Regions from separate parts of the Homo sapiens genome. Here region 2 is linked to region 1. The links are chromatin loops, found by intact Hi-C in ENCODE. Cell type or tissue: ascending aorta. All regions are shown on one strand. Links, peaks and the distances in the headings refer to the core of each region. The heading gives the core; the rest is flanking DNA. Region 1 overlaps PPM1H (protein phosphatase, Mg2+/Mn2+ dependent 1H). Region 2 overlaps PPM1H (protein phosphatase, Mg2+/Mn2+ dependent 1H).

Evidence for each region. Hi-C counts contacts between places; a loop is a spot of excess contacts. Peaks named below come from ENCODE experiments on the same cell type or tissue, not always from the same donor. Only the 100,000 strongest peaks of a DNase experiment are listed, where the experiment ranks them.
Region 2: it touches region 1 in a loop (4-fold over the local background); 4 of 110 quality-filtered maps call a loop at or near these places.

Annotation. Positions count from the first base shown.
Region 1 is chr12:62,676,280-62,691,812 of GRCh38, forward strand. It overlaps PPM1H (protein phosphatase, Mg2+/Mn2+ dependent 1H), which reads right to left. Exons shown (of 10, transcript NM_020700.2): 8 at 13,420-13,527. Among named protein-coding and RNA genes, the nearest start is that of MIRLET7I, 80 kb to the left of the region's middle. In ascending aorta, for the core only: no CTCF peak of the experiment used is centred there; DNase peaks (open chromatin) are centred at 8,062, 8,742 and 10,882; H3K27ac peaks cover 3,599 bases.
Region 2 is chr12:62,725,503-62,741,035 of GRCh38, forward strand. PPM1H (protein phosphatase, Mg2+/Mn2+ dependent 1H) reads right to left here. Exons shown (of 10, transcript NM_020700.2): 5 at 12,000-12,084. Among named protein-coding and RNA genes, the nearest start is that of MIRLET7I, 130 kb to the left of the region's middle. RefSeq lists an enhancer at 1-96. In ascending aorta, for the core only: no CTCF peak of the experiment used is centred there; no DNase peak of the experiment used is centred there; H3K4me3 peaks cover 1,462 bases; H3K27ac peaks cover 2,753 bases.

The DNA of each region.
Region 1 (15,533 bases), core at 3,323-11,322:
TGAAGAACAGCTTATTGATGGCAGTAGCAGCCTGTCTGGACCAGCTGCTGCAAAGATGCTGGCTGTAGCAGGGGTGGCACAGCCAGTGTTGTGTGCTCCATGGAGCTGGTGGGAGCTGGGAACAGGTGGGAGCTCCCAAGTTGGTGGGACAGGAGCCCTGTCCTCCTGGGTGCAGGTGCAGCCACCCAACCATGGCTGCAGACCCAGGCATCCCTATGCTCTTGGGTGTCTTGGAAGTCCCCCTGCCCCTGCAGGCTTGGAAGTGTCTGTTCCTGCTGCCTGGCCTCTCTCAGCTCCCAGTGCCTACTCCAGTGTGGAGCAAAGTTGTCGCTGAGCCTGGTCACTGTCGTGACCCGGCTGGGTGTGTGGGGGCTTGGGGCAGCACTGACATGCCAGCTCCCTGCCATCTCAGCCACCTCTGGACTTTGGTCGCCACCGAGCATGGGAGGGAGGCCGAGGGGAAGGGCTGAGGGTGGCTCAAGGTGGGCCTGCAGGCACCTCTTGATGTAGACAGCCAGGGTGTCGTGGATGACATGTCGATGGCAGCAGGAAGCACACAGGTTCCTGGGGGGAAAGGGGCAGGTCCGCGGTAAAGCAGCATCTTCAAGCCAAGGATGACTTGAAGCATGGGAGCCAGGCTGTCAGTTCCAGGTGGAGTCCACAGCCTGGAGTGAGAGCTTATGGTGCTTTTCTGGCCCACTCATGGCCACCCCTGAACCAATCAGCTTGCACTTCCTCCCTTCTGAAGCCTGTAAAAACCCCAGACTCAGCCAGACTCACAGAGACAATGGGACAACCTGCCTGCAGATAGGAGCTACCCATTTTGGGTCTCATCTCCACTGAGGGCTGCACTCATCAGGATGACCTGCCTGTGGAAAGAAGCTACCCACTTCAGGTCTCCTGAGCACTGTACTATCACTCAGTAAAGCACCTCTTCACCTTGCTCACCCTCCAGTTGCCCATGTACCTCATTCTTCCTGGATGTGGGACAAGAACTCAGGACCCACTGAATGGCGGGACTGAAAGAATTGTAACACAAACAGTGCTGAAACACGCCTCCCTCTTGCCACACTGCAGGCAATGAGGAGGAGAGAAGAGAGGAGGAAAGAGCCATGGCCCTTTGGGGAACCCAGACTTAGGAGCTCCCCGAGCCAGGGTTGTGATGCCCTCTTTGGGGCTCTACAGTTCCTGGTACCTCCAAGCTTTCAGGCACCACCATGTTCCCCAGTGCCCACAGTGGAAGCCGCTTGTGGTGTGCCTGGTTCAGCCGTGCTGGGGTGCCAAAGGTGGTATGTCTGGATGTGTGTAGTGGCCGAACCCTGTACTTGCTTACTCGCTCACACACCCCTCACTGCTCTGTGCCTGGCTCACTCTTGGCAGGCATGGGGTCTGGGCCAGTAGCAAAAGCTGAGCGCAGCCTGCCAGGCTGAGTGGGCAGAACAGGCCCAGCGGGCCCAAGCAAAACTTGGGCAAAGATGCCACCAGCCACAGTGGTTTCCGGCTGGTGAAGCAACACGGTAAGGATCCTGTGACATTATCTGTTTCTCAAACAGTGGTCTTTGGATCACTTACTTCAGAATTATCCAAAATGTAAAAATGCTCAGAACTCATCCCAGATCTAGTGATTCAGATTTTCAGGAAGTGGATTCCAGGGATTTGCAGTTTTTCTTTTTCAAAGACAGGGTCTTGCTCTGTTGCCCAGGCTGTGGTGACAATTGTGCACTGGTGCAATTTCTCACCACAGCCTTCACCTCCCAGGCTCAAGCAATCGATCCTCCCACCTCAGCCTCCCAAGAAGCTGGTACCACAGGTGCACACTACCATGCCTGGCTAAGTTTTGTGTTGTTTTTAGAGACAGGGTCTCACTATGTTGCCTATGCTGGCCTCAAACTCCTGAGCTCAAGCCAACCTCCTGCCTTGGTCTCCCAAAGTGCTAGAATTACAGGCATGAGTCACCATGCCCAGGATTTGCATTTTTGAAACCAACTTCTAAACATTCTTATATGCATTAATGCAATAAATATAAAAAAGATATAGCATATTTAGCTGAAACATCCAAATGAAATTATTATTTTTCAGGAGGGGATCAGAGGGCAACAATCTCCAATGAGAGGAAATGTTTGACACATACAGGTTGGTTTCTGTTGTGTGACCATGAATTATTGTGAGTTGCTAAGTTAGTTTTTTGGTGTGTGTCAGAGTAAATCTCAAGTTTTATTCAAATAGCTGGTTGGCAAATCTCAAGTCATTGGCCAAATGAGAACAAGCCATGTAAATGACACACAGATGCACACAACTGATTTTTATAGCCAGACCTGAGAGTTAGAGATGGAGATGGACAGGCCACATCATGAAGTCTCTCCCATGTAAGGTGAGAATATACCAGATTCAAAGAAAGTAGCTTCTGCATACTTTTTTTTTTTCTTTTTGAGACAGAGTCTTACTCTGTTGCTCAGGCTGTAGTGCAATGGCGTGATCTCAGCTCACTGCAGCCTCTATCTCCTGGGTTCAAGACATTCTCGTGCCTTAGCCTCCCAAGCAGCTGGGATTACAGGCATGCACCACCATGCCTAATTTTTGTATTTTTAGTAGAGACAGGGTTTCACCATGTTGGCCAGGCTGGTCTTGAACTCCTGGCCTCAAGTGATCTGCCTGCCTCAGCCTCCCAAAGTTCTGTGATTACAGGCAGCAGCTACCACACCCAGCCCGTATACTCTTTGTTTTTTGAGACAGAGTCTCGCTCTGTCGCCAGGCTGGAATGCAGCGGTGAGATCTCGGCTCACTGCAACCTCTGCCTTGTGGGTTCAAGTGATTCTCCTGCCTCAGCCTCCCGAGTAGCTGGGACTACAGGCACATGCCACCGTGCCCAGCTAATGTTTGTATTTTTAGTAAAGATGGGGTTTCACCATGTTGGCCAGGATGGTCTTGATCTCTTGACCTCGTGATCTGCCCGCCTCAGCCTCCCAAAGTGCTGGGATTACAGGCATGAGCCACCATGCCTGGCCACCTGTATATTCTTAATGTGATTTCATCCCCAAAAATATTCAAAGTGGTGGTGGTGGTTGGGGGAGGCAAATCGCCCCCAAGGGTGTGCCATGCTAATTGAGAACACAGAAGTATGAGATATTACAGATATGCAGGACTGGAGAGTGGATCAAGAAAGCTGTCAAATATGAATGCTTTAGCCTAACAAAGTATCCTTAGAACTCCCCATTTTCCCTTTTTGCAGGGGGATACATGTTTTGTGAGGTCTGAGGTTTATGAAATTTTGGGGGCTCTCAAGAATGCAAAAGTAATTATGAATACAAATTTAGATACTAATGTGAATGTTTATTAATGAGAAAAAAATTACAACATATTACTGGAACCCTGGAAGCTGAGGTCCCTTTCCTTTGAGAAATGTTTACATAAATGTTTCCTGATTGCAACCCGGCTCCTCCTCTTCATCTGGAACAGCCTGTCTACATTTTCCGGCAACAATCAGAACTCACAGGGTCTGATCTGAGCGCAGGTCCCCAGTACTTAAGTTTAATTAGCTTCTTTGTAAATATGCCTTTACACTGCAAAGTAGATTTCCTTTCTTAATTAGCTAAACAGCTAACTCATCAACTTATATTACTTAGTCCTGGAAAGACAGATGATTATTACTTTCACCCTCAAGATTGCACAGCAGGGAGGGCAATTCTACAGGAAGGCTGTGATACAGTGTCTGTCTCCAGGATGACTGCCATCAATTCCTTCCCTCCCTGTACAAGCATGTTATTCTTCACATCAAGAGGTGGATCCAATTCCCCTAACTTCAAACATGGACTGGCCTTAGAGATTTCCTTGACCAACAGAATGTGACAGTGATGATGTTCTGGGACTTCTTAGGCTAGGTTTTAAGAAGCCTTGCTGATGCTGCCTGGGACTATTTTCATTTCTCCTTTTCTCTCTTTCTCCCTTTCTCTCTCTCTCTCTTTCTCTTTCCCTCTTTCCTCTTTCCCCCTCCCCTCCCTCCCTTCCTTCCTTTACTTCCTTCCTCTCTCTCTTGCTTTCTCTCTCTCTCTTTCTTTCTGTTTCTTTCTTTCTTCCTTTCTTTCTTTCAAGATGGGGTATCACCTATGTTGCTCAGGCTGGCCTTGAGCTCCTGGGCTCAGGCAATCCTCCTACCTTAGCCTCCAAGTAGCTGGGACTATAGCTACGTGCCACCATGCCTATCTGGGATTCTTAAACCACCCACTCTTAGAATATTTCCTCTCAGAATCCAGCTGCTATGTTCTGGGAAGTCAAAACCACCTGGAGAGGCATGTAGTGCTGCCTCAGCTAAACTCCCAGTTGACAGCCAACATTAACATGTGAGAAAGCCATCTTGGACTTCCAGCCCAGACAGGTCTTCAGACAACCCCAGCCCCAACTCACATCTGACTTTGGCCATGTGAGAGGTCCTAAGGAAGAGCCACCCAGCTGAACCCAGTCAACCAACAGAACTATGAAAGAGAATCAGAAATTGTTCTGCAAAGCCTCTAAGTTTTGGAGGAGGTTTGTTTTGTAACCAAAAAAGGCATAGAGGAATTGTGTTGGGATATAACTCTTGTATGCCCTCTATCCCAATAAGACTGGAAAGATGAAACATGGGACACTGAACTCCCTGGAGTTATTTCTCTGGTCCCTATTTGTCTGTAAGTGGTGCTTGTTCCCTCTGCTCCTGTCTTCCAGCAGGTAAATACTAGGAAGACCCTCCCGCTCTGGGATTGGGAGATGAGAGCCCACAGCTATTCCATGGGTTTGATGTGGGGGCTAGAGGAGAGGAATGAGAACTCCATTTTGGTCTCAAATCCAAACCTTAACCAAACCAATCTAACTTTATACTAGTTATTAGTTATAAAGTTATTTTGACCCCAGACTCCAGTGTCTATTTTTTTAATTGGTTCAGAAAACTTACGGCAAAAAAGCATATTTTTTCCTCTTTAGACCTCAACAAGTACCACCATTCTTCCTTTCACATAGTCTGGAAAGCGAAGTCTTGTTTTTTAAATTTTACTTGGCTTCATCCTCTAAATCCAGTCTGCCTCATTATGCCACCTTTTAGTTTCCACGGTCCCTTCCCCAGTTCGGCTCCTCACTGCCACAGTCTCAGTCCTGCAATGACTGCCCTGTCTGCAGCTCCCCCATCTCCCATGGTTACGGCTAAGATATTCCTCTTGCTGAAGACCTTATCTACTGCCTTAGGTCCAGTTCAAGGACCTCTGGGGCAGTTAGCTTTATTAGAGCTAACAGCCCTTCAAGCTAATCTTTCAAACTCAAATGACCCCATAAGGCAAATTTTATTTCACACTAGACGATTTCTTCCTTTCTTTAAAAAAAGAAATTGTCCTATCTCTTTTTCTTTAGATGATATACTTCTCCCTCCTATATCCAAATCCCCTAGTCCCTTAGAAAGCAGGAAACACATGCTTTATGGCTCATCCTTCTTTGGCTAACCATCTAACTAGCCACAAATTTGAATTCCTTGAAGATATGTTCCCCAGTGCTCTACTCAGTAAACACCACCGGACTCATGATACCTATGGAAAGAACCACTGAAATTTTGTGGTTGTAATGGAGTAGGAAGAAGAGCTAGGAACTAATATTTATTATGCCAGGTTTTTTGTTAAGTACTTCATATGTCATTCAGTTTTTTCCTTGGTTTCCTTAGTATAACAACTCTATTGTCCTCTTTTTCACCAAACAGGAACCTGAGATCCAGGGAAGTACTTTTTCAAGGTCACTTAGCAAGTGCAACGATAGAGCTTGAAGTCAAGACTGATTACCAGTCTAAGTTTTTTAACCACCATATTATATGGCCTCCAGGTTTTTTTGAGGTGTCCAGGAAATTCTTTAAAACAAATTTTTCTTCCTCTTCCAAATAGAATTACTGTTACCATTTTTTAAAACTTCAAGACTTTCGGCCATGCATATATGCTTTTTTCTGCATATCATCACTCTCTTTGTATGAACAATCATGTTCTGCTTCACTTCAGATGGCACAGCCATTTTCCCATGTCAGTATGCACCAATATTGTTTCTTATGAATGGGCCAGACTGTAGAAAGCACAAAATACAACAAAATATGTTCTTTCTCCAAATGGGATTTTGGCTTGGGAACAAAAAGTCACCCAGAATCAGAAGATTATAAATGTTAAGATGTAAACATGTTAAATATTATTCATGTTTTCATGGGAGAAAATGGGGGAATCCCAAAAAAAGTAGGAATTCTAAGAGACAAGGTCTCACTCTGTCACCAAGGCTCGAGAGCAGTGGTGTGATCATAGCTCAAGGCAGCCTTGAACTCCTGGGCTCAAGTGATTCTCTGGCCTCTCAGTCTCCTGAGTAGCTGAGATTACAGGTGTGCACCACTATGCCCGGATAATTTTTAAACTTTTTGTAGAGACAGGGTTTCATTATATTGTCCAAGCTGGTCTTGAACTCCTAGGCTCAGGTGATCCTCCCACTTCAGCCTCCCAAAGCATTGAGATGATAGGCGTGAGTCACTGTGCCTGGCCTTCATTCTCTCTCTTTTTCATGGGGAGGGGTGGTGGGAAACAGGGTCTTTCTCTGTCGCCCAGGCTGGGGTGCAGTGGCACAATCATGGCTCACTGCAGCCTCAACCTTCCAGGCTCAAGTGATCCTCCCACCTCAGTATCCCCAGTAGCTGAGACTACAGGCAGGTACCACTAATTTATTATTTATAAATTTATTATTTATAGATACTACATTTGGGAGAGTTTATTATTTATTATTATTATTATTATTATTATTATTATTATTATTATTATTATTATTATTTTTGTAGAGACAAGGTTTTCTCCATGTTGCCCAGGTTGGTCTTGAACTCCTGGGTTCAAATGATCTTCTCGCCTTGGCCTCCCAAAGTGCTGGGATTACAGGTGTGATCCACTGTGCCTGGCCCATTCTCTATTAATATGAAAGTGAATACAAGGAATCTTTAAGTGTGAAGACCTCCAGAAGCCGGTGGGGAAGGAAGACTAATATTTACTATCTCTGACCACGTACCACATCTTGTTCTCACTGATGCTCTCATTTCACTGATGTTCTCATTTGCTTTTCCTAACAACTTGTCAACATAGGGATTTTTACCCCACCTTAAGGAAGAGAAAAGACAGGCTGTGATTGCTTGTGCAGTCCTCTGGTAACACTGGTGCTGGGTTGGAATTCAGATACTACAGTCTAAGGTCTTTGTTCTTTTAAAGAAGGCTGTTTCAGATAAAAGAAAAAGAAAATCTAGATTTTAGAAAATGGAGAGTGAGCTAAATAAGTGATCTGGAGTTATAAAAAATACCTGATAGGAATCTTGATAACCAAGGAAAGGAAAAATGAAGCAGAAATAAAATTGGGCCCCTGTGGTTCAGTCTAGCAGGGGCGGAAAGGGGGCTTGCTGAGCTGAGGAGAGAGCTGGCTCCGCAAACTGGCCCCAAATAGAGAGGGCCTTGTTTCTCCAAGAGCCCAAAATGGGGCTAAAGGCAACAGCACAGTCTTTGAGTGGAGGCTGGAAAGAAGGGTGAAATTAAGAAGAATCCTAGCTCTACGGAGGGCCTGTCACTGGCCAAGAAGGGGTGTGGCACAGAGAACATCTGGAGTTTTGGGCTGCCAGCCTGTGCTGGGCTGTCTGAGTTACAGAACAGGAGATGTGTGCTGGACTGGGACTGGGAGAATTGCTGAGAAAGAAGAATGTGAGGAGAGCCTGGGCTCCAGTGCGTTTGAGTTAACAAATCCTATCCTTCTCCACTGAACTCTTTCAGGACAGTATAAAAAAGTTTAATGGCAAACTTCACTAAGCAAGAGGATGGGGGACCTGGCTGGGAACATTTTCCTTATGCTGGGGGAGAGGCTGCACTCTATGCTGTTAGGCAGAAAAAACCAGGCACTGTAGGCTAGAGGGGAGTCAAAACATCCCCTACACTCAACCCACACCTCCAGACAACAGGCCTGTGCTCGACTGGTGGTGAGGGCCTCTCTTGGAATTCAGTTCTTGGCCAGAAATCCCTGCCTTAGACTGGGGAAGGTTTGAGAGAAGCTCAGCAAACCTGGCGGCTGCTCTTTGGGTTTGGCAAACTCGAGATTTTTCCAGCGCCTTGTGTTCAGCGAAACTGAAAATGTGTTTGGCTAGAAACCCTTCACTAATTTTTAAACTCCTGTGAGTTTCTTTTTTTTTAACATAAATTTGATCCACATGTTTTTGATTTATTTCTATTTAACTCATCAAATCAAATTAGGAGCCACAATGATGAATGGGAACAATGCTGATTTCCAAGAAGATTTTTGCGCACTTTTTCTCAGAATTCAAACACATTCCACCCCCAGCCCCCTACAACTGTTAAAACTACCAGACTGAGCTGGGTTTGAAATTTAGAACCCAAATGTGAAATAAAGATCCACGCCTGGCAAAGACAGAACATAGCAGGGGAATGTTCTTAGGGAGTCACAGAAAGAAGGTGGGCCCAGGATGGGATAATGAGAGAGGAAGTGGGTCAGTTATTCTTCCTTAGGTGGTTTCAGTATGTTAATCGAGCTTTCTAGGCTCCCAACAGAGGCCACTTCTCATGGGAATGCTTTTGTCACTACCACCCAGGGAAAGGGGGTTCCTGCTCCAAAAATTGTGGACAGGGGGTTCCTTGTACCTATTTTTTTCCCTTGTGTTCTCCTCCATAGTAGCCAATTCAAGCTGCTCTTCCGCTTCCCTTCTAACAGTTCCACCCCCTCCCCCCGCCACCCCTTCCTGGCTCTGGTGGAGGCCTCTCCATCTGGAAACATTTAACATGTACAACAATTTTAATCTTGTGCAAGAGAATCTTAGACGCACTACATACCCATTAAGCTAAATTATAGGTGCACAGTGTTACTTTGCACAATTCTGTCTGGTCTCGGTTTGCACACACAACAAAGGCCATTACTGTCTTTCCCAATTACCCTTTCTACTATACCATCATTTTCCACAACTTCAATCTGAGGCCAATAGTATTTCTCTGGGAAACTCTGGCCCCCAAGGTCCCAAGACAAAGTTGCTCTCTTAGGTTTAAGACAAATGCACCCTCATCAGAGCCCCTTGAACCAGTACTTGGTACGTCCCTAAACACTGACCAAATAAATTTCCTTGAATTTGGCTTCTCTCCCCTACAGAACCTGATCTAATTAAATAGACCTGGGTACAAGTACCAGCTTGCTACTTATTAACTGTATAACTTTGGGGGTTATTTTACTTTCCTTGGTTCCAATTTCCCAATCTGTAAATTGGGTATAATAACTATACTTACCTCACAGTGTTGTTGTGAAGATTAAATGAGATGTGTCCTGTAAAAACCTTAATTTGTTGCATGGAGATAGGGAGGTGTTGGTCAAGGGATACCAAGTTTCAGTTAAACAGGAGGAATAAGTTTTAGAGATCTATTGCATGGCAGCATGACCACAGTTAATAATAATGTGTATTTTTAAATTGTTAAGAGTAGATTTTAAAAGTTCTCACCACAAAAAATGATAAGTATATGAAGTGATGAATATGTTAATTAGCTTAGTCATTCCATAATGTAAACATATATCAAAACGTTACACTATATCCCATCGATATACATAATTATTTGTCAATTAAAAATAAACTTGGTATGTTGTCTCACCCAGACTAAGTAGTTAATAACAATTAGTTTTATTATTATTGAAACTGCCACACTTTATTCAACTCTAGAACTTTTCTAAGAGCATTTAAATTTTTGCAGAGGTTGACAGTTTCATTCTAAATCCTCTCCACTCCCACGAATGCTGAAGTGACCAACTCAGTGTCCTACAAACCAGTATCATTCAGCGAGGTGACATAAGGTTTCTCACCAACCACCTGGGATTCTTACCGAGTTCTCAGGGACTCTTCCATGCAGGCCCAAGTTTTAAACCTACAGTCCCTTCCTGAGATCTGCAGTAGCAGAGAGATTGGAAGATCTAAAATCTAATGCATACAGAGCACTCTCCTTCAAGCCAAGTGGAGCTGCTGCTTCTCATTTTATATAAAAAGTAAATGTGAGAAAGGGAGGTGGAGAAGGAGGTTTTTACTTTGCTTTAAGGAGCAAAATCAAGACCTTTACGGATGCTTTTTGGAAAGTAGAAAGGTGAAGGCAACATTTAAGTTATCTGACAAATGCCTCTCTTGTAAGGGGGAGAATAGAAAAGTCCACGAGTCCAGTTACAAGCCCTGTGCTCAATGGCATTCAAAAAGAGAGTTGGAGGTCCGACATTTATTGCTCTTCTCTGGTGAGAAGTAGTTTTAGCAGTAATTCACGGATCCTGATGTTGGGAAGGAATCCACCAGCTTCTAGGGGGAACTTTGGACACCTAATGTAGTCATGGTCTTCATTATGCAGAATTGCTATGAGGACTCAAGAGAGAACACTTGCAGAATTTTGACAAATGGTAATTATTATTTCTACCGAGCTGACCTCACTTGAAATCCTGGGTGATACCAGGAAATGTGTGTATCTTCCATGCCCAACATTTACTAGAGTTTTCTCTTTCAGTGGCTTCTTAGTCCCTTTTATCTACATGTACTATGGATGCCAGCCCAGCTCTAAAAAACCCTAAGGAAACCACTCCCTGGCTCACAGCTCCGCCAAAGTGGTGGGTCTAGGTGACTGTTTGTGCCCATAAAGGGTACTGAAGTGGACATATAATCTGAAGGGACAAATACACAGGCTGGGAAGTCACTTTAGTCTGATATAAAAGGTGAACTGGGCCAACCAGACTCCTCTCCGGAAATGTGGAATTGGGAGAGTGAGAAACTGGGCTGATTGGTAGCAGAGCCATAAAGAATGTGGTTGGCCACATCAGTGGCAGAACTCCATGTGAGGGCTGAGAGCTTTCCGCTGTGGAGGCTTTGCAGGGCTGCCTTGATTTCAAAACCACTTTCCCATAAAGCCTGGCTGTTCAATCATTCTGCTCATGGACACCATAAATATCTCTTCTAATATTATTACTATTGTTTTTTTGAGTCAGCGTCTCACTCTGCCACCCAGGCTGGAGTGTCATGGCACAATCATGGCTCACTGCAACTTCGAGCTCCTGGGCTCAAGCAATCCTCTCACCTCAGCCTTCTGAGTAGCTGGGGCAGGCATGTGCCACCACATCAAACTAATTTTTTACTTTTTGTAAGAACAAGGGTCCTGCTATGTTGCCCATGCTGGTCTCAAGCAATCCTCCTGCCTTAGCCGCCCAAAGTGCTGGGATTACAGGTATGAGCCACCATAGCCGGCCTTCTTGCAGTACTTTTTTTTTTTTTTTTGAGTTAGCTCTAGTAAGTTTCTGTTTCCTCTGACCAAAATAGTCTTTGTTAAAACAGCACCTGCTCTTGGGAAGTACATGCAAATAGAGTTATGTCTAAATGTTCTGAGCATTTCCAGTCCAAGGAATTATTTTAATGCTTAATTACAGGCAAGCCGCAGTGGCTGATGCCTGCAATCCCAGCACTTTGGGAGGCCGAGGCAGGTGGATCACTATAGCTCAGGAATTCAACACCAGCCTGGCCAACATGGTGAAACCCTGTCTCCACTAAAAATACAAAAATTAGCCAGGCATGGTGGTGCCCACCTGTAATCCCAGCTACTTGGGAGGCTGAGGCAGGAGCATCACTTGAATCTGGGAGGTGGAGGGTGCAGTGAGCCAACATTGCACCACTGCACTCCAGCCTGGGCAACAGAGTGAGACTCCATCTCAAAAAAAAAAAAAAAAAGAAACAAAAAACCTTAATTACACATTGTAGTAAATGCTATTGGTTCCTGACTTATGCCTTCCTGATTTCCTTCTACTATCGAAATTGGGAGAGTTAAAACTCTTGCTCTCCCAAACTCCCTTGCAGCTAGAAGGTCATGTAACACAGTTCTGGCCAATGAGAGGCAAGTGAATATCTGTTGGGACAGAGGCTGCCCCTCCTTTCCATCTTTGCATAGAAATGTCAGGCTTGGACCTACTGCCACCACCTTGTAACCATGAAGGGAAAGTCAAAGAAATGCAGAGACGCTACAGCCCTGACACAATGGAGGTGCTGAACCAACGCCAGCAGCCACCAGATTTCAGCCTTCTTACTGGGTGAGAAAAATTTACCTTTAAACTCTTAGGCTGTTGCAAAAGTAATTAAAAAAAAAAAATGGCAAAAACTGTAATTACTTTTGCACCAACCTAATACTATCGGTTAGACTTTTCCAAATTTGGAAGCAAAAAAATTTCTAAATGATATATCCAGAAAGTCAACATAGAAATCGATACTGTTTCCTATATGGTAAGACACATGATTTTTTTTAAACCAAATATATGACCAACTTGTTTGTAAATTAACTTCTCTAAACATCAGCTGAATGACAGAAGCTCTTCAGGTAATTAGTCTAACGAGGGGATAAGGTATACATAAATAACTATGATCAGGCCAGGTGTGGTAGCTCACGCCTATAATCTCAGCACTTAGGGAGGCTGAGACGGGTGGATCACTTGAGGTCAGGAGTTCAACACCAGCCTAACCAACATAGAGAAACCCTGTCTCTACTAAAAATACAAAAATTAGCTGGGTATGGTGGTGTGTGCCTGTAGTCCCAGCTACTCGGGAGGCTGAGACAGGAGAATCACTTGAGCCCAGGAGACAGAAGTTGCAGTTAGCCGATATCATGCCACTACACTCCAGCCTGGGCGACAGAGCGAGACTTTGTCTCAAAATACAAAACAAAACAAAACAACTGTGACCGAAGGCAGACAGTGAAAACACTGTACGTGGAAGGTGCTCTATGTATATCCCAAGTAGGGAGAGACATTACTTCTGGTTGGGCAAGGAAGAAATCAGGGAACTCTCCATAAAAAAGCATCTAAGCTAAACTCCAGAGAAAAAAAGAATTTGGATGTTTGGAGTTGGGGAGAAAGGGCATTCTTGGCAAAAGGAATAGTTTAAGCAAATATGGGAAACCTAAGGTCATGTAAGGGAAACAGCAAGTTCATTCTGGCTGGTGCAGGAGAACAAAGATCAGAGAAGTCCAGACCAAATTATAATAAGCCTTGAACACCAAGTGAATGGGAGTCTGAGCTTTACTCTCCATGCCTGGGCTGCCATTGAAGGTTTCTGAGCAATTAGGAGTCAGTTTTTAAGGAAAATTTACCTGACTGCAATAAGTAGCATGGATTGGCAGACTTAGAAAATGTCAGGAGGAGGCTGTGCAGCCATCTGGGTAAGAGGTGATGAAGGTGTGAACCAGAAGAGTCAAAGTGAGAATGGAGTGGGAAAAAGACACAGACGTGAGAGATACAGTGGAAGTACATATAATACAAGTTGGCTACTGTCTGGATATGGGGTGTGAGTCACAGGAGGAATAACGCCGAAAATGTTTTATTGCACAAAATATAAACAAAAACCTCATGCGGTACCTCTGGAGCTGAAGACAGGAATGGTTTAATGTAGATGTTGGAGTCATGCACCTTCAGGTCATGGTCCCCAAGTCCCCTGGTCACTCCAATAGTTGCCATTACCCGGGCCTAGGAGTATAAGCAGAGGGTCATCAGAAACACGCACACAGTGAAAGCATCCCATTCCAGTGCAGCTGCCTGGGCTAGGAACAACCAAACAATTTTCCAGTTCCTCCTGCCCAGATATGTTTCCAGGCCCCTTGCTGCTAACATACGTGGATAGCTCTTACCAAGAAAGGGCTCACCAAAATCACTTCTGTATTTGAGGAGTGCTTTTTCTATCCATTATCTTAAGCTTGACAGGTTGCTGCTGTTTCTTTTCAGCTTTCTTTTTTTGGAGACTGGAAGGAAGGATGTCCAATAAACTAACTCCAATGCATGCGTGACGTCTACAGCTGCAGAAATCAGTTCATATCAAACCCAATAGGATTGATCGATCCATCCATCCATCCATCCATCCATCCACCCACCCATCCACACACCCACCAATCTTTCTGTTACATATCCACTGTACAAGTATTTGCTCAACACCAGCTATGTCCTTAGTCCTGTGATATGTACTAGTAAAAGGTGTAAAAAATCAGAAATAGCTCTTGCCCTCCCAGAGTTCACCTATTATGTTTTATGGCTGGAGAAAAGAAACTTATCAACTCTATAACCTATCCTGCTAAGATCTCCACAAATTCCCTCTGGGTGGAAAGGAACAAAATGTCACCAGTGCTGTGACATAGCTACACAGAGGCCTCAGGGCTGAGACCTCATCCTGAACTGTTTTTGAATGGTGTAAGGAAGTAACACTATTACACCAATGCCTACACAGTCAGCTTAAATATCTCCTGTTATGCTGAAGATCTGATTTACCCAAACATTTATTGGGTGCCTACTATGTACTTACATCATATGTTGGGGACACAAATGTCTAAGGCCTCGTCCCTACTACAAAGAAACTTGGGGCCACGTGCGGTGGCTCTTGCCTGTAATCCCAGCACTTTGGGAGGCTGAGGCAGGTGGATCACTTGAGGTCAGGAGTTTGAGACCAGCCTGGCTGACATGGTGAAACCCCATCTCTACGAAAAATACAAAATTTAGCTAGGCATGGTGGTGGGCACCTGTAATCCCAGCTGCTTGGAGGCTGAGGCATGAGAATCACTTGAACCTGGAAGGTGGAGGTTGCAGTGAATTGAGATCATGCCACTGCAGTCTAGCCTGGGTGACACAGTGAGACTCAGTCTCAAACCAACAAACAAACAAATAAAAAAACCAAAAAGAAACTTGGTAAGGGAGATAAGAGGGAGATGTGTAATTAATAACACATAAAATATGGTTAAGTACTGAAAAACACATAGACAATGGGTTATGCAAGTTTAGAGGAGGTAAAAATTCTACTGAGAAGGCTCCACGGAGGAGGTGGCACTTAGCACAGAAAGGTGGATTGCATCAAGACAGGCGACACAGAGGGATGGAGTGAAAGTCATCCTGGGTGGAAGAAAGCAGTGTCCTAACCCTTAATCATAAAAAATATATCCGGTGTAGTGAAATGGTTCAAAGACCTGAGCTTGAATCCTCACTCTATTACCTGGGTGATAAGAGTAATTACCTCCTATGAGTGGGGATGAAGTAAATAAATGCTAAGAAACACTGCAATTTAATATATTGTCTTCATCTTCATCCTAGACTGTCAACAGGGCTGTGAATTTTGAAGCCAGCCTTGGTTCGGAAGGTAGGCAGAGTTCACATTAAGCAGAAATGAAACCATGACACCTTTTTGAGGGCAAGGGTCAGAGGGGATAAAGACACGAGACACAGCCAGACACAGTAGCTCACATGTGTAATCCCAGCACTTTGGGAGGCCAAGGCAGGAGGATCACTTGAGCCCAGGAGTTTGAGACTAGCCAGGGCAATGTGGTAAAACCTCCTGACTACAAAAAATACAAAAATTAGCCAGTGTGGTGGCATGCGCCTGTAGTCCCAGCTACTCAGGAGGCTGAAGTGGGAGGATCACCTGATCCTGGGATGTCGAGCCTGAAGTGAGCCGAGATTGTGCCACCGTACTCCAGCCTGATGCCATGTCTCAA
Region 2 (15,533 bases), core at 4,403-12,402, 50 kb after region 1:
AGATCACACCCACTTTATCCAATTATATTTCTCCATGACTGTCCAGTCTTCCTCAAACTTAAGCATAAAAATATACAAAGTTTACCTATTTCTTTAGGTCTTCAATTTCTCATAAAGTCTCCTGTGTCATGTAAAACTTATATTAAATAGATTTGTATGCTTTTCTCTTGTTTATCTTGTCTTTTCTTATGGGGGACCTTGTGATGGGTGAGGAAATCTTTTCCGCCCCTGCAGGTGTCTGCCCTTTTGATGTTCACATATGTCCAGGAGATGACATGTCATGCCTGTCCCCTGGCTGGCAGCAAAAATCAAATATAAAATTCAGATATGTTAAAAAAAAACAAAGACGTGTCTTAGTTCTGAGGAAATACTGTCATAGTCACCCCCCCACTGATACTGATGCCACACTCTTAGATTTCTCCATCCTTCTGATTTTTCTTCCTCTGTTGCTAACTGACACAGCACAGGTGGCATGATTCATTTTCTGTCATAATCATGCTTACCATAGAAATTATAAGTACTCCTTGTGTACCTGTGATATATTTTTACCACTCTCTCTTTTTTAAAAAATCACCACCCACCTCCTTGCCACCACATTCAATACTTACTGCTGTTGCATATGTCAAACCCTATGGAGTTAATGGCATTAAAGGAACTCTTCTCAAGAACTTGGTACAAACAGAGCAAACATATGGTTGCTTAATGAAAAATGAGATGCTAAAATACATGGCTGCACACAATTTGTAAAAACCTGTTGGTTTTCAGAGGAAAACACTTACGGTTATTAGTCTATCTTTTTGTGCAATCATAAAAGTTTATATAGTCTTATATGCACACATGTTTACACATGTACAGTCATCAAAATATTTAAAAAAGTTATCTGAGGGTTTTCTTTTTAATGTATCCATAATTGTGGATATTTTGACCATTGGACACAGATTACTTTCATTTGAAAAAAAAAACCCTCTAAAAATTAGTTTTTTGAGAACCCAGTGTTTAAAGCAAGTTTTAAAAGACTGCTGAGAAGAGCGTTACTGCTTCTTGTTCTAATAATTTTAGGGAAAGCCAAAATCCTGGAGAAGAGGCAAGCAGAGCAGGGGCCTGGCTCCAATGCGGGGATGTGGAAGCCGCAGATTCCCATCAGGCCAGCGCAGAGATGTTTTGTCCGCAAACGCAGAGTGGCCAAACAACTTGGTGATTTGGAAACTTCTTAGGGCCTGCCCAGAATTCAGGTGACCATGACTGGCTAGAATTACTTCATTTGTACTGGTCTGTGCCTCTGGAAGCATTGCTCAAGTCAGCATTCTGGAGTCCTGAGTCTTCAAAATGATTTTACTTTGGATTTACCATAAGCAATAAGCCCAAAGTCTGTAAAGTGTTGGGGCAGGAATTTGCTAGTTTGCTAATAATTTACTGACTTTTTTTTTTTGAGACAGAGTTTCACTCTTGTCACCCAGGCTGTAATGCAATGGCTTGATCTTGGCTCACTGCAACCTCCGCCTCCTGGGTTCAAGCAATTCTCCTGCCTCAGCCTCCTGAGTAGCTAGGATTACAGGCGCCCGCTACCATGCCCAGCAAATTTTTGTATTTTTAGTAGAGACAGGGTTTCACCAGGCTGGTCTAGAACTCCTAATCTCAGGTGATTCACCTGCCTCAGCCTCCCAAAGTGCTGGGATTACAGCCATGAGCCACCATGCCCGGCCATGTGTCCATCATTTTTAAAACCTTAACTCCACTCCAGTGCCCAGCATAGCACCCAACATAGTAAAGGTGCTGAGTAAGTATTTGCTAAAAGAATGAATACAGGACATTCTGACCTGCTCTACACAATCACAACATAGTGATTATTTAAACTATAAGATAACACAGCCTTCAATCTTTTGAAAAAGTTAAAAGTAAGGCCCATATTGTATAAAAACCATCTTGGACCCACGTAGTTTGGATTTAGTTAACTTCTTATAAATTGATAGATGTCTTCCCATAAAAACACATGTGCATGGCTGCATGTGGTTTTTAAAACCCCATGATGTTATTTTACAATCCTAAGAATACCTAAATAATAATGCTTTGTCTCTTCACTTAATAAGCCTGCAGATGAGAAACCTATAAATTAGCAGTTGATATTAAAATGCAAATATTATTATTATTATTATTATTATTATTATTATTATTATTTGAGGTGGATTCTCACTCTGTTGCCCAGGCCGGAATGCAGTGATGCAATCTTGGCTCACTGCAATGTCTGCCTCCCAGGTTCAAGTGATTCTCCCACCTCAGCCTCCTGAGTAGCTGGGACTACATGCGTGCGCCACCATGCCCGGCTAATTTTGGTATTTTTAGTAGAGACGGGGTTTCACCATGTTGGCCAGGCTGGTCTTGACCTCCAGACCTCAGGTGATCCATTCCCCTCAGCCTCCCAAAGTGCTGGGATTACAGGCATGAGCCACCACGCCCAGCCTTAAAATGCAATTTAAAGTGTACCAGCCCACCCTCCGATTAAAAAAAAAGGATCTCTTCTTGTACCTCCATTTTAATCCTAAATTTTGAGGTTTTCCTTCAAGGAAACATAACAGAATGCTACTAAATGAGGGGAGAGGGCGGAGGTATACCCCAAGTTCATGTGTGTGCCACAAATATCACCTGGGGGAAAAAGCTTGATAACCTCTGCCCTAGCAAGACCAAATGCAAGTAACCAAGACTCTTAGGGACTCTAAAGAGCACAGATTTGTTAAAGAGAATACGACATATCCTCATCACTTAGTGATCTGAGCAGCTAAAAAAAGGAAACTTACAAACATGGTTATATCTGGCCAGGAACAAGGACACCTCTCAGGAAAGGATGCTGGAACAACTGACTGTGTCAGGGCAGGACACCAGAGTTTGAGTAGGGGAATTGGATGTCTTTCTATGGCCACTCTCCTCTCTAGTCCTGAGCAGAAACTGGTTTCAAAGGAAGAGAAGGGAGATGAGCATTGCACTGTGGAAAAATACAACAACTCCATCCCAAAGAAAGTCTCTGAGTACCCTGAAGAATGGAGACATAACAGGAGGGAACAAGCCTGAAGAAGAGGCACCTTCCAGAACCTTCCAGTAAGCCTCTCACTAGGCAAGAGGGAGGCCAGAAGTCTAGAGTAGGTGAGCAACCTGCACCCAAGGCTGTCTCACTCTAGATCACATGGCCCTGAGCTCCACCTTCCTGGGCTCAGGGAGAGTTTCGAGCACCTCAGCAGGGCAAGGAAAAAAGGGTAGCCGGAAGCAGGGAACTCAGACCCCAGGGAGGGAAGCTAGCCCTGGTTATGGGAGAAGTCTAAGGTGACCAGGGCTCCAGCGGAGGGCTGAGCACCAGCCTGCCAGTGGACACAAAGATGGGGCTTTGAGGTTACTCAAAATTGCTTGCTAGGGAATACAAAATGCTTCCTCATTTTCTTCCTCCTTTTGATAATTTTTTTTTCCTGTTGCTTTGTGGTCAGCTGGCCAGTGAGTAGTGTCAGCCAAGAAGGAGACTGTCCCAGGGCTTGGGGTATCCAGACAAAGGAATTCATGCAACTAACATTTGAGCCCTTACATATGCTAAGTACCAGGGACTAGGGGTTTGGGGCTCAAAGAACACAAAAAGAGGACCCTCTGCTCAGAGCTGACCCACACAAGTGAAGGAGGCTGAGGGCGGCTTACGGGCAGAAATGGAGCCATTCACAGGGACCAAGGAACAGAGTGGGTCACACACTGAAGAGGATCAGAGAGAATCTGCAAAGGAGCTTAAGAGTTGGTCAGGCAAGAGCTCTAGGGCAAGTGTGGCCACAGCAAAGGCAGGGAAGTGGGAGAGAGCATGGCATTTGGAGGTAATCCTAGGAGAGAAGAGAGTGGGGCAGAGAGGAGGCAGGAGTGCAGACATTGGCACCAAAGATGGCCCCTCCTGCAAAGGGTAATGTGCAGTTAAAGAAAGGATACATGGAGTTAAATAAAGTGAAACTACTTAAACTTTTCAGTGAATTATATGTGGTAAAGTGCTCTTCTCATACGCATACAAGCTGATGAAGTTTCACAAATTGAACACACCTGTGTAGCTGGCCTCCCGATCAAGAAAGAACATTACCAGCATCCTGGGACCAGCACCCCATCATCAGCACCCCATCCAATCACTGTCACTGCCCCAAAGGGGCACTATTCCAACTTCAAGACTGGCCTTGCCTGTTTCTGTGCTTCATCTGAAATCCTACAGGATGCCCTCTTTGCTGGGTATTAAGTCTGCGAAATTCATCCATGTTGTGTGTAACTGCGACTTGCTCATTCTCCGTGCTGTATGTTAATTCCATCCTGTGATTATTTCATTATTTATTTACCCATTCTACTTTCCAGGGGCATTCAGATAAGCCATCATATCCCCTGTGACCTGCACGTACACATCCAGATGGCCGGTTCCTGCCTTAACTGATGACATTTCACCACAAAAGAAGTGAAAATGGCCTGTTCCTGCCTTAACTGATGACATGGTCTTGTGAAATTCCTTCTCCTGGCTCATCCTGGCTCAAAAGCTCCCCTACTGAGCACCCTGTGACCCCCACTCTGCCCGCCAGAGAACAACCCCCCTTTGACTGTAATTTTCCTTTACCTACCCGAATCCTATAAAACGGCCCCACCCCTATCTCCCTTTGCTGACTCTCTTTTCGGACTCAGCCCACCTGCATCCAGGTGAAATAAACAGCTTTATTGCTCACACAAAGCCTGTTTGGTGGTCTCTTCACATGGAGGCACATGGAAGTTTCCCGTTTAAGCTGTTACAAACAGTGCTGCTATGCACGCTCTGGTCTTTGGGTAAACATTCATACGCATTTCTGTTAGGTACACACTTAGGAGTAACACTGCTGGACCACAGCACTTTCAACTTCAGGGAGACTGCCAAACTCTTTTTCAAAGGAGTTGTTCCAATTTCCACCCTCATCAGCAGAATGTGGAAAATAAGAATACTCATGTGTTAAATAAGATAAATGAGATGGCAGATTCCACGACAGAAAATCTTTTGTAAAGTTCTCTGACTAAAACTAGAATCCTCTACCTAAAACTTATACATTAATTAATTTTTTAAATGTTCAGACCTCACAGCATTTGAGAGAAAGTAATCAAAATACGAATTTTCCGTGTACAATACAAAACTTTTTTTTTTTAATTGAGTAATCTCTCCTTTTTCTTGCCCTTAGAAGGGGAAAATCTCCTCAGATTATATGAGAAGAGGATTGGAAGCCTTGCAATTCAAGATGATTTATCAAGATAGAAAGTCTAAGGTCAAGAATGAAATGAAATTAATAATGTCAGCCAAACCACTGGTGATCACTAACAGTCACGCTAACAGTCAAATGAGACAGCTTTTCCAGAGCCAAGGCTGGCTGCCTGATTTACAGTGCAGGAATAGAATATTTTGGTTTGGGTTAGAAAAAATGTGAAATGGCTGAGACCCAAATATGTATAGGTTGGATTCTTTCATAAAGAACTCTGTTCTTAATTTGTTGTCAAAAATCTCAAAGTAACAAGAACCGAGCTTGTATATATAAGCTATTACAGAACTGAATACGAATAAAATTCTGCCTGGTTTATGAAGATTTTAAGAGAAGTTCACATTTAAATTTCTACGTGATCCAGGGGACCTATTGTAAACAGAAAAAAATGCCACAATAGCTTCTAGTCTGCCATTTTATAATTAGAAAATTTGAACCTCATATGCCATTTTATGAAAGGAGGTTAAATGAGGAAGTAGGTGGGACTGGAGTGGATTTTTTTATGACTCAGACATTCTCCCAGGGAGCAAAACACGGAGATATTGAAACTGTCTCTTTCTGAATAAAGCCAGGCTTGCTGGCTTTAGCCACCTGCTCTCAAGGTTAGGTGGGATGCCAAGGTGGTGCACCTGTCATTTTGACCCACCAGCACGCTTGAACCTCCCCACTTATAGCCTCCTGTCTTCAAAGCAGGTTCAGGCTTAAGGAATACTTTTCTGCAGACAACTCTTGAGCAGGAAAAATCCCAGAGAGCCAAGCAGCACCAGGGAAACAGCAGACAAACAGAACCCGGCTCGGCGTTGAGAGCTGGGGGTAGTTCCAAGGACATTGCAAGAAATCACCTCAGATAATGTTGCACTTGTGTTCATCAAATATGTACTTGAAACCCACGTTCATCTCTTCTATACATTGCCCTTGATGAAAAACAGCTGCAAACTTGGATTATTCTGCAAGGACAGAAGTATGTTATTTGAAGATATGATGACACCGGCACGACTTAATGTAATCAAGTCAGAGTTTATAAATATGTACCGGCAGAATGGAGGGAAAACCATCACTCTCATACCTCAGGGCTATGGATGTCTCCTGAGGGAGATCCATTTCTGGCTGTGACCTGAAGCAAAGGTAGGGGTGATTTCCTTGAGGCCACAGTATCAGAACAGTAAAATCTGTTGTGAAATGTCCATCAACCAGACACCCTTCCCTCCTATCTGAGCCTTGACTCCACCAAAACATTCTGTCCAGCTTGGTGAAGCCCCTTAAATATTTTATTTCAATCACCATGGAGACCTTAGAAACAAAACCCAGCAACAGAAGAGCAAGGGTTAGTCACGACTGCAGATCATCAGCTCTCCCTGGTGCTGAGGCAGGAGTGCCCGTCCCTTGAACTCCTCATCACACACCTGCCACATTCCGTGTGAACATGTCAAACCCTCAAGCCTGCTCAATTAATCACCCTGCCTGAGAATCTATGAAACAAAGTTCACATTACCCAGAGAGCCACATGAAGGGCCCTCTGAGGTCAGAATGCAAGACCAAACAAAATTAATGTGCCTGCCACATCCATCATCTTGTAATCTGCTTCCAGTTCCATAATCCCCGAATGTCCAGACTGTGCATACCAAGAACACTGAACATTCCTCTTTGATGTGGATCAAAATGGTTCATGTAGAAAGGACTCTGACCACCTTCTTCACTAGCAAGAAAAGCATTTACCATTTCTACAAGTCAAACAGACCTGGGACTGCAGACATCTGCTCAATGCAAGTGGCTAGGGACCCAGAAGTTTTTTTTTGTTTTCGGTTTTTTTTTTTTTTGAGACAGAGTCTCTCTCTGTCACCCAGGCTGGAGTGCAGTGGTGCGATCTCAGCTCACTGCAAGTTCTGCCTCCCGGGTTCACGCCATTCTCCTGCCTCAGCCTCCCGAGTAGCTGGGACTACAGGCGCCCGCCACTACGCCCGGCTAATTTTTTTGTATTTTTAGTAGGGACGGGGTTTCACCGTGTTAGCCAGGATGGGGACCCAGAAGTTTTAATGACTCTATCATAGATGTTTCTTCATATACCCTAAATATAAAATTTGATTTACCCTAAGAACAAGGAATACACTGTTAATTTTTCAGTGACTAATAACTGATGAGGCCACGTTAAGGAAGATGATACAACTATCATTGTACTAAACTATTTTGTAATCATTCAAGGGAATGAATGCTTAAAATAATGAATCAGTAGGATTACACGCACTTAAAATTATAACACAGTATACTGTATTTTATATTACCATGCAGTTACTTTTCGTTTTAATTTCTGAGCATGTTATGAGTACCTAAAAGGAAGTATTGCTACCCGTTTCATTCAGGAAGAAAGGAGATTCAGAGACAGAGTGTGAGGGGAAACTAGAGGTCAAATGACTCATGACTGGGCTGGGCTGGGAGAAATCCACATCACACTCCTATTTTCCTCTCATAGTTGATACTATTTTCTCCACCCCCCTCCCTGCCAAGATGGAGTCTTGCTCTGTTGCCCAGGCTGGAGTTGCAGTGGCACAATCTCGGCTTACTGCAACCTCCGCCTCCCAGGTTCAAGCAATTCTCCTGCCTCAGCCTCTTGAGTAGCAGGGATTAGAGGCGCGTGCCACCATACCCAGCTGATTTTTTTTGGTATTTTTAGTAGAGATGGGGTTTCACCATGTTGGCCAGGCTGGTCTCGAACTCCTGACCTTGTGATCTGCCCACCTTGGCCTCTCAAAGTGCTAGGATTACAGGTGTGAGCCACCATGCCTGGCCGATACTATTTTCAAGATTTTACACTATTAATCTCTAATTCCCTCAAGTATTTACCATAAAGATTTCACCATAAGATTATTTTATGCTATGAATATTCTAACTCAGGGTATTTTATGTTCTGAGTATTTAAACTCCTGATGTCTGAGGAGAAATGTTTTTAGTTATAAACTAGAGTAACCCATTTGATTTAGGAGTAAGGATTAAAAAGGATATGGGCAGCATTTTCACCTTTTAAAAATTCAGACATTAGGTTCGGTTCTGTGGACTAATAGTGTCCACACTGATTGTTTAAGGGCGACACCAAATTATGCATTAATCTTAGCAACGTTAGAAATGGTTCTTAAATAAAAACGAGGAAAAAAATTACCCTGGTTTGCAGGCCAGTGGGATCTTTGCTACCGACTGAATGTATCTCCCCAAAACTCACATGTTGAAGCCAAATCCCCAGTGTGATGGCATTTAGATGTGGGGCCTTTGGGAAGTGATTAGGTCATGAGGGTAGAGCCCTCATAAATGGGATTAGAGCCCTTATAAAAGAGGCTCCAGGGAGCATCCTTGTGCCTTCTGCCACATGAATTTTTTTTTTTTTTTTAAAGAAAATAAAAAAAAAAGACGGCTGCCTACAAATCAGGAAGTAGAGCCCTCACCAGACCTTGACTCTACCAGCACCTTGATGTTGGACTTCCCAGCCTCTACATCTGTGAGAAATTAATTCTGTTGTTTATTAACTACCCAGTTTATGGTTTTTTGCTACAGCAGCCCAAACAGATGAAGACAGATTTGTAGTGGTAAGACTTTAATTCCTCATACAATAGCTAAATGAGTAGTACTTTCTGTCACAAAACAGTACGGCATGTATTAGTCCTTACACAGACTTCTGAAGTTTTCTATCCCATTACTGTTGAAGAAATTGGGAGTCACTGAAGTTCCTTGTGGAAATTACATACACTTACGTGAGATCTGAAGCCACATGCATCTTATTTCAACCATCCCAAAATATACCGCTGACATTTGGGAATCTGAAAATGTCAGCATTCCTATACTTCCCCCAACCAAGTTAACCTCCCAGGTCCATTCTTGTAACATGAAAAGATGAAATCATTTTAAAACAGAAAGTGCAAAAAGTTAACTTATTATTCATTGCCTCTTGTAGGAAAACAGAAACCTGAATAGGAAATGGGTTTCAATAAAGAGCAGGAGGTGGGCTGTGCATAGTGGCTCACGCTTGTAACCCCCAGCAATTTGGGAGGCTGAGGTGAGAGGATTGCTTGAGCCCAGGAGTTTAAGACCAGCCCTGGCAAGACAGTGAGACCCCCCCATCTCTACAAAAGAAAAAAATAATTAGCCAGGCACGGTGGTGCACCTGTAGTCCTAGCTAAACAGAGGCTGAGGTAGGAGGATTTGTTGGGCCTAGGAGGTTGAGGCCACAGTGAGCCATGGTTGTGCTACTACAGTTTAGACTGGACGACAGAGTGAAACCCTGTCTCAAAACAAAAAACAAAAAAACAACGGAAGGTGAGGATAGGATATAATAGAGGCAAGGAAGGCAAAGGCTTCATACCCTGCTGTGAAATGTTTGGGCGGAGGGCAGAAGAGAAAGGACTGTTTGGTAATGATCTAGAAGTCAATATGAATATTGTTTTTAATTTTTTTTTTCTTTTTTTTAAAGAGACAAGGTCTCACTCTTTACCTAGGCTGCCCCAAGAGTGCAGTGGTGCAGTCTCGGTTCACTGCAACCTCTGCCTTCTGGGCTCAAGTGATCCTCCCACTTCGGCCTCCTGAGTAGCTGGGACTACAGGCACACATCACCATGCCTGGCTAATTTTTTTTTGGATTTGTTTTGTAGAGACAGCATTTTGCCATGTTGCCCAGACTGGTCTTGAACTCCTGGGCTCAAGCGATCCTCCCACCTCAGCCTTCCAAAGTGCTGGGATTACAGGCATGAGCCACCGTGCCCAGCCTGTTTTTAAATCTTTCGTTCAGTAAACAGATACTGGTTCTATATCTCCCTTGTGCCAGGTGCTGTGTTGAATACTGGCAATATGAGGTGACTAAGGTAAGTGGCCTGCCCTCCAGAACACAGTCTGAAGAGGGGGAGAGACCAGAACAAGCAACACCATATGCTGAGAGCCACACTGCAGGGATCTGGAAGCTGTGGTACAAGCACTGGGGACTGACTCCCTAGGAGGATTAGGGGACACTTTGCAGAAGAAGTGATATTTGTGCTGGAGTCTTAAAGAATGAAGAGGAGTTCTCCTAACAGAAAAGAAAGAAAAGGCCATCCAGGCAGACCATACTTCCAAAGGCATGGGGGTCAGAGATCAGAGAAATCATGATATGTCCTGGAAATGGAAGGTAGTTCTCTGTGGCTGGAGCATGGGATGCCTGGTGGCAGTGGTGGTGGTGGCAACATTGAGATAGGACTGGAGATGTGGGCAGGGGCCAGGATTCCAGCAAGGCCAAGAAGGGCGGTCTGCATTCTGTAAATTGCAGGGAGCCAAAGGCTTTTAGATAGGGGAGTGACAAGGTGGGTAATGAGGTCACTTGGATAGCCTTGTGGAATAGAGTGGAGAAAGCCAGACAGGTGGCAGAGAGGCTAGCTATAACGAATTCTACTTGGAGGGATCCTTGCAGCTCAGAGGCCCTTGGTGGCCCTATCGTCCAGCTCTCCATTTCACAAGTGATAAACCGAGGTCAGGAAAGGTTAAGAAACTTGCACAAAACTGTCCAGCTGGTAACACAGCTGGGGCCAGAATGAAGATCTGAAGGCTGCAGTGGGGTCCTTTCCACCGGCCTAGACTACCAAAGAAAATGACGAGGTCTGAAGCCTGGATTCCCTAGTAGTGGTTTCAAGTTTATCAGCTTAAGACACCACCACAAAGGTTAGAAAGCAACAGTAGGTGAAAGATTGAAGTACTGTTTTTACAGTCATTTTGGATTCCTGCTGTCTTATACACCAAATAAGTAGTTAAAGTGACACAGTTCATAGAATAAAATGAATGAAAACACAGACATGGAAATGGAAGGAAAGTGCAGAGCTGCTTTCTAAATCAACCAAATTAATTAAATCCTGACCACAAATACTGAAATGCAGAGATGCAAAGTCCTTTTTGAGTAGCCTGGATCAATTGTTTCCTAAGAGCAGATGGGCACTACTTTAGCTGTGTTGTCTACAAAGAAATCCAGTTGGCGAGAAAATATTTCATCCACAGAACTATGATTCACAGGGTTAGTTCCTAGAGGTATCTGCCCCAAGGCCACCTGGGATGATTACCAGAGTCACTTTAAACCAAGATTCTAAGCCTAATACCCTTGCCCCTGGAATTTGAAGACAAGGAAGTGAGTCTATTCTGTTTCCCAGAAAACTGAGCCCGCTCATAATTTCATTCCAAAGAGAATAATCTACATAGAGAACTTATTTTCAGGATAGAAACAGATTTTCTGACACCTGCACCTTTTCCAAAGGGCCTGTAAGACTTCATATCTGAGCATGAAGTAGTGGCATGTCAGCAGAGACCTCAGAGCTGCCACGTGGGCAGATTCTTCCTCACAACGGGAATCAGACCAAGTTCCCTGTTTGAGTTAAAGTGAGTAGCGGGCCATGGAAGAAGGTATCTGTGTTTTTCAAAACTGCATTTCACATTGTACATAAGAAGCCATTAAAAAAAAAAAAAAACAAAAAAAACAAAACCAGAGCACACCATGTCTTCAATTGGTCACAGATGGGAGAAAATCAGCCGCAATAATAAATTCACGGAGGTGGAGTGTGTCGTCACACACGGAGCCAGGATGTGTGATCCAGAAGGTGTGTGTGGGGGAGTTAATACCATATGTCATTTGAATGCGGTGAGCCTGCTCCCATGTCAGTAGCAACGTGTTCCTCCAGAACAGCTCCGATGCCATCCCTGATGCCACTGCCCTCTGCCAAGCCTAGATGACTCTTACCAGGTACTGAAGTCGCTGGCGCTCCGTCTCGGGGGTAAATTCTGAAGACATGGGGATAATTTCTCCATTTCTGATGATTATGGCCCTGAAATGGTGAAAATGCATTGTCAGTAGCCAATCTCATAAATGCTCTGATTCTGTTACAACCATTGCTTGGTTCAGGTCACACATGAAATGCCAAGAGATGTTTTTGTTTTCCCACTTGCATGGCAGAGTTCACTGTTCCCAGCTCTGAATCCCTCACCACATGAGAGGCATCTCTCTTTTAAGTGCATTGCATTCTAGTTAGCTTATGTTTATGTTTTCTGCTAGCTGGAAGTGTGCCTTAATGCTCCAGCCCCAACCATACTTCTTGGCACATAACAAATGCTCAGTGAATAAATGGACGGATGGATGAATGAATGAGTGATGCAACAGAGTCTTGCTCTAGCCCAGGGTTATCGAATAGCACCTTTTGTGATCATGGTAATGTTTTTGTTTGTGCAGTCCAATATGGCAGGCACTAACCACATGCGGGTACTAGGCACTTAAATTGTGGTTAGTGCAGGCAAGGAACTGAATTTTTCGTTTTATTGAAGTTTAATGAACTTAGCTTTAAATTTAAGCGGTCACATATGGCTAGTGTTGAATGTATTTGACAGTGCAGCTCTAGATCCCTGTTACTCCAATGATGCTGTGGGCCAGCAGCATTGGCTTCACCTGGGAGCTTGTTAGAAATGCAGAATCTCAGGTTCCACCCTGAGATTACTGCATCAAAATCTGCATTGTAATAAGATCCCCTGGTGATTCATAAGCACAGGGATGTCTGAGAATGTGTGGCCTACACTGTTGAATTTCTAGGGTGATATCCTGGGTCCAGGGGGAAAAAAAAAACCAAAACCACTCATCTCAAGGCTCAGGAAACTCATACACTCCAAAAAGTGTATCTAAGAGCTATTGCCCAGTCAAGGACTTTTGAGGGAACGGCGTTCCCCAAAGCAGATGTCTATAGGAGAGGCTGCAGGATCGATAACCATGAGCAACCTTTCCTGGGTCTATTCCCAGCGGTGCCTCCTGTTCCCAGACCTTCTGATTCCAAAGTGGTTCCTGACAGCCACTTTTCAGCTATCGATCGGTTGTGGCAGAATGTTGCCATTTCTACAACAAATGGAAGTGGCTTGGGGAATTGCATTCTATATGAACCCAACAGCTCCCAGGCATCAGGGAGCTAGAGACCTGAGACCTGACATGCTTCTCAGTGAGGAGCCACCAACATGGGAAATGCCTTCGATCAGCTCAGATCTGAGTGGATGCCTCCTTCATTCTAGGGAGGCTGCATTCTTTGTGCCAAGAAGCCTCTGGGCATCCCTCTCTCCCAGTGCAGAGGCAGTTCCTGACTTGGAAACAATCCCTATAAATGGCTGCAGCTGTCATGACCCCACCCCCAACCCCTCACCACCTGTGCCCTAGTTGCTGCTGTCATAGAAACGGGAAAGTGGGGGGTCGGGGCGGGGGCGGCGGAGGGGCGGGCAGCGCATCCAGGAAGGGAAGGAGTGATGACAAAAATCTTAGGGGTTTTAGAGAACTTATGACTCTAGGAAAAAAAAAAACAGTGGAAGCTGTGAGAAAATGGAAAAGTTTAGGGGAACTGACTGTGAGAAGATGAGGCCTCTTATAATACTCCTTATCACTTTTATTATGCTGTCTGAAATATGACAAGTTAAAGATTCCTTCTTATAAACAGGAGCCACTTGTCAAATGCAATCACTATTACCCCACCCCCACTAAGGTGTTATCCACCATTCACAAATCAGTGTGAATTAATTCCAATGGTCTTTGTTCTAATTACCAGGTGAGTATGACTATAACAAGGGAGTAGGAGTTTTGACAGGATGGAGAAACACAGGAGAATTTGAAAGGGGGCGGGGTCAGGAAATTCTAGGTTTGGGCCTAATCTTACAGGATCTAGAGGGCCCCTGAGAATTCGGGGAGCTGGAGTGAAAGTTATTATGTGATAAATTCCAAAGATAATCTCCTCTTTCAAGATTTTGCCTAAAGCTACTCTTAACTTTTTCCTCTTTTTCTGCACGGCCCCTGAATTGCAGTTGAATTCCCAGGCATGGACTAGGAAGAGCCAGCGATGCCCAATCAGGCCATGGAAGCATCTCCTCTAGGACCTGAGTGCCAGGAGCTCAGGGGCCTGGTAACGCCAAAGGCTTAGGTCATGCCTGTCACAAAGCAGGGGCCCAGTGAATGTTTGCTGATTAAAGGAGCAGATGAAAGAACTTAGAAGAAACTGTTCCTTGAATTTGAGGCCCGAAGAGAAAAGAACTAAAAGGCAGCAGATGTTCACTTAACCAAGTCACACGGGGTAGATTTTACAGAGGAAAGAGGGGCCTTCAGCTAGACACTCACTGCTCCTCAGCTATCTTTTCCTCTTCTCTTCCTGACCGGAGCTCCTCTCTGTCACTTCCCACACCTCGGGGTTCTCCCAATGTCAGTTACTCCCACTCCTGTATTTCTGACCTCTCTTTCCACTGGATCTCTGCCCATAGAACAAAACCATGCTAAAGCATTCTGTTTAAAATCAAAGTAAAACCAAAACCAAACAGATGATACTCTCCTAATCCGAACTCCACCTTTGAAATGTCCTTTTTTCTTTCCTAAGAACCTAAGCCTCAGAAATTGATAATAATCTACATTCAGGGTCTATCTACTCCCTCGCCTCCCATGGATCCCTCAAACAGAGGTAAATTAACTTCTTGCCTCCCTCTACACCCAGCTACTGTCACCTGAGTCAACAAATGGCCCTTTTGTTGCTACATCCCTTGGGCATGCCATCATTCTGATCTCCCAGGCAGCATCTGACTGTCTCCTAACCCTGGCACCAGGGATACAACTTCTTCTCCTGGTTTCCCTCCTAACTTCCGGGACATTCTCTCTCCAACTTCTCCGTCCCTTCTTTGCTGTTGTGGACTAGGATTCTGTCTCAGTATTCTCCCTGGGTGCTCTCATTCCCTAAATTCTCAGCCACCAAGGTTAGGTTAGGTTAGACCCCTATCCCTCCATACGTGTTCCCTTAGCCTGGTCCCTCTCTTAATACAGAACTCATCACATTTTATAATTGATTACTTAACTGTCTGCTTTCCACGCTAGCCTGTAAGCTGGACAAGAACCATGCCTGTCTTGATCGACACTGCAGCCCTACTACTGCACACGGTGCCAGGCCATTGTAGGCAGGGCTATGTAACTTCAGGGTCCAGCGCAAAATGAAAACACAGGCCCCTGATTAAAAAATGCAGAATTTCAAGACAGCCACAGCAGAGCATTACACCAAATGTGAAGTCCTTCGGAGAGCAGGGCCCTGTGTGGTGCACAGGTTGCATGCTCACAAAGATAGCCCTGAGTGTATACTCTTAATATCTGCTGCATGGATAAATAGCTCCAACAACGACATATGCTGGTGAGTCCAGACAACCTTTCTAGCCCACATATCTCTGTTGTGCTCGGCCTGGAACAGCCAACTGCCAACGGATATATCCACTTCGATATATT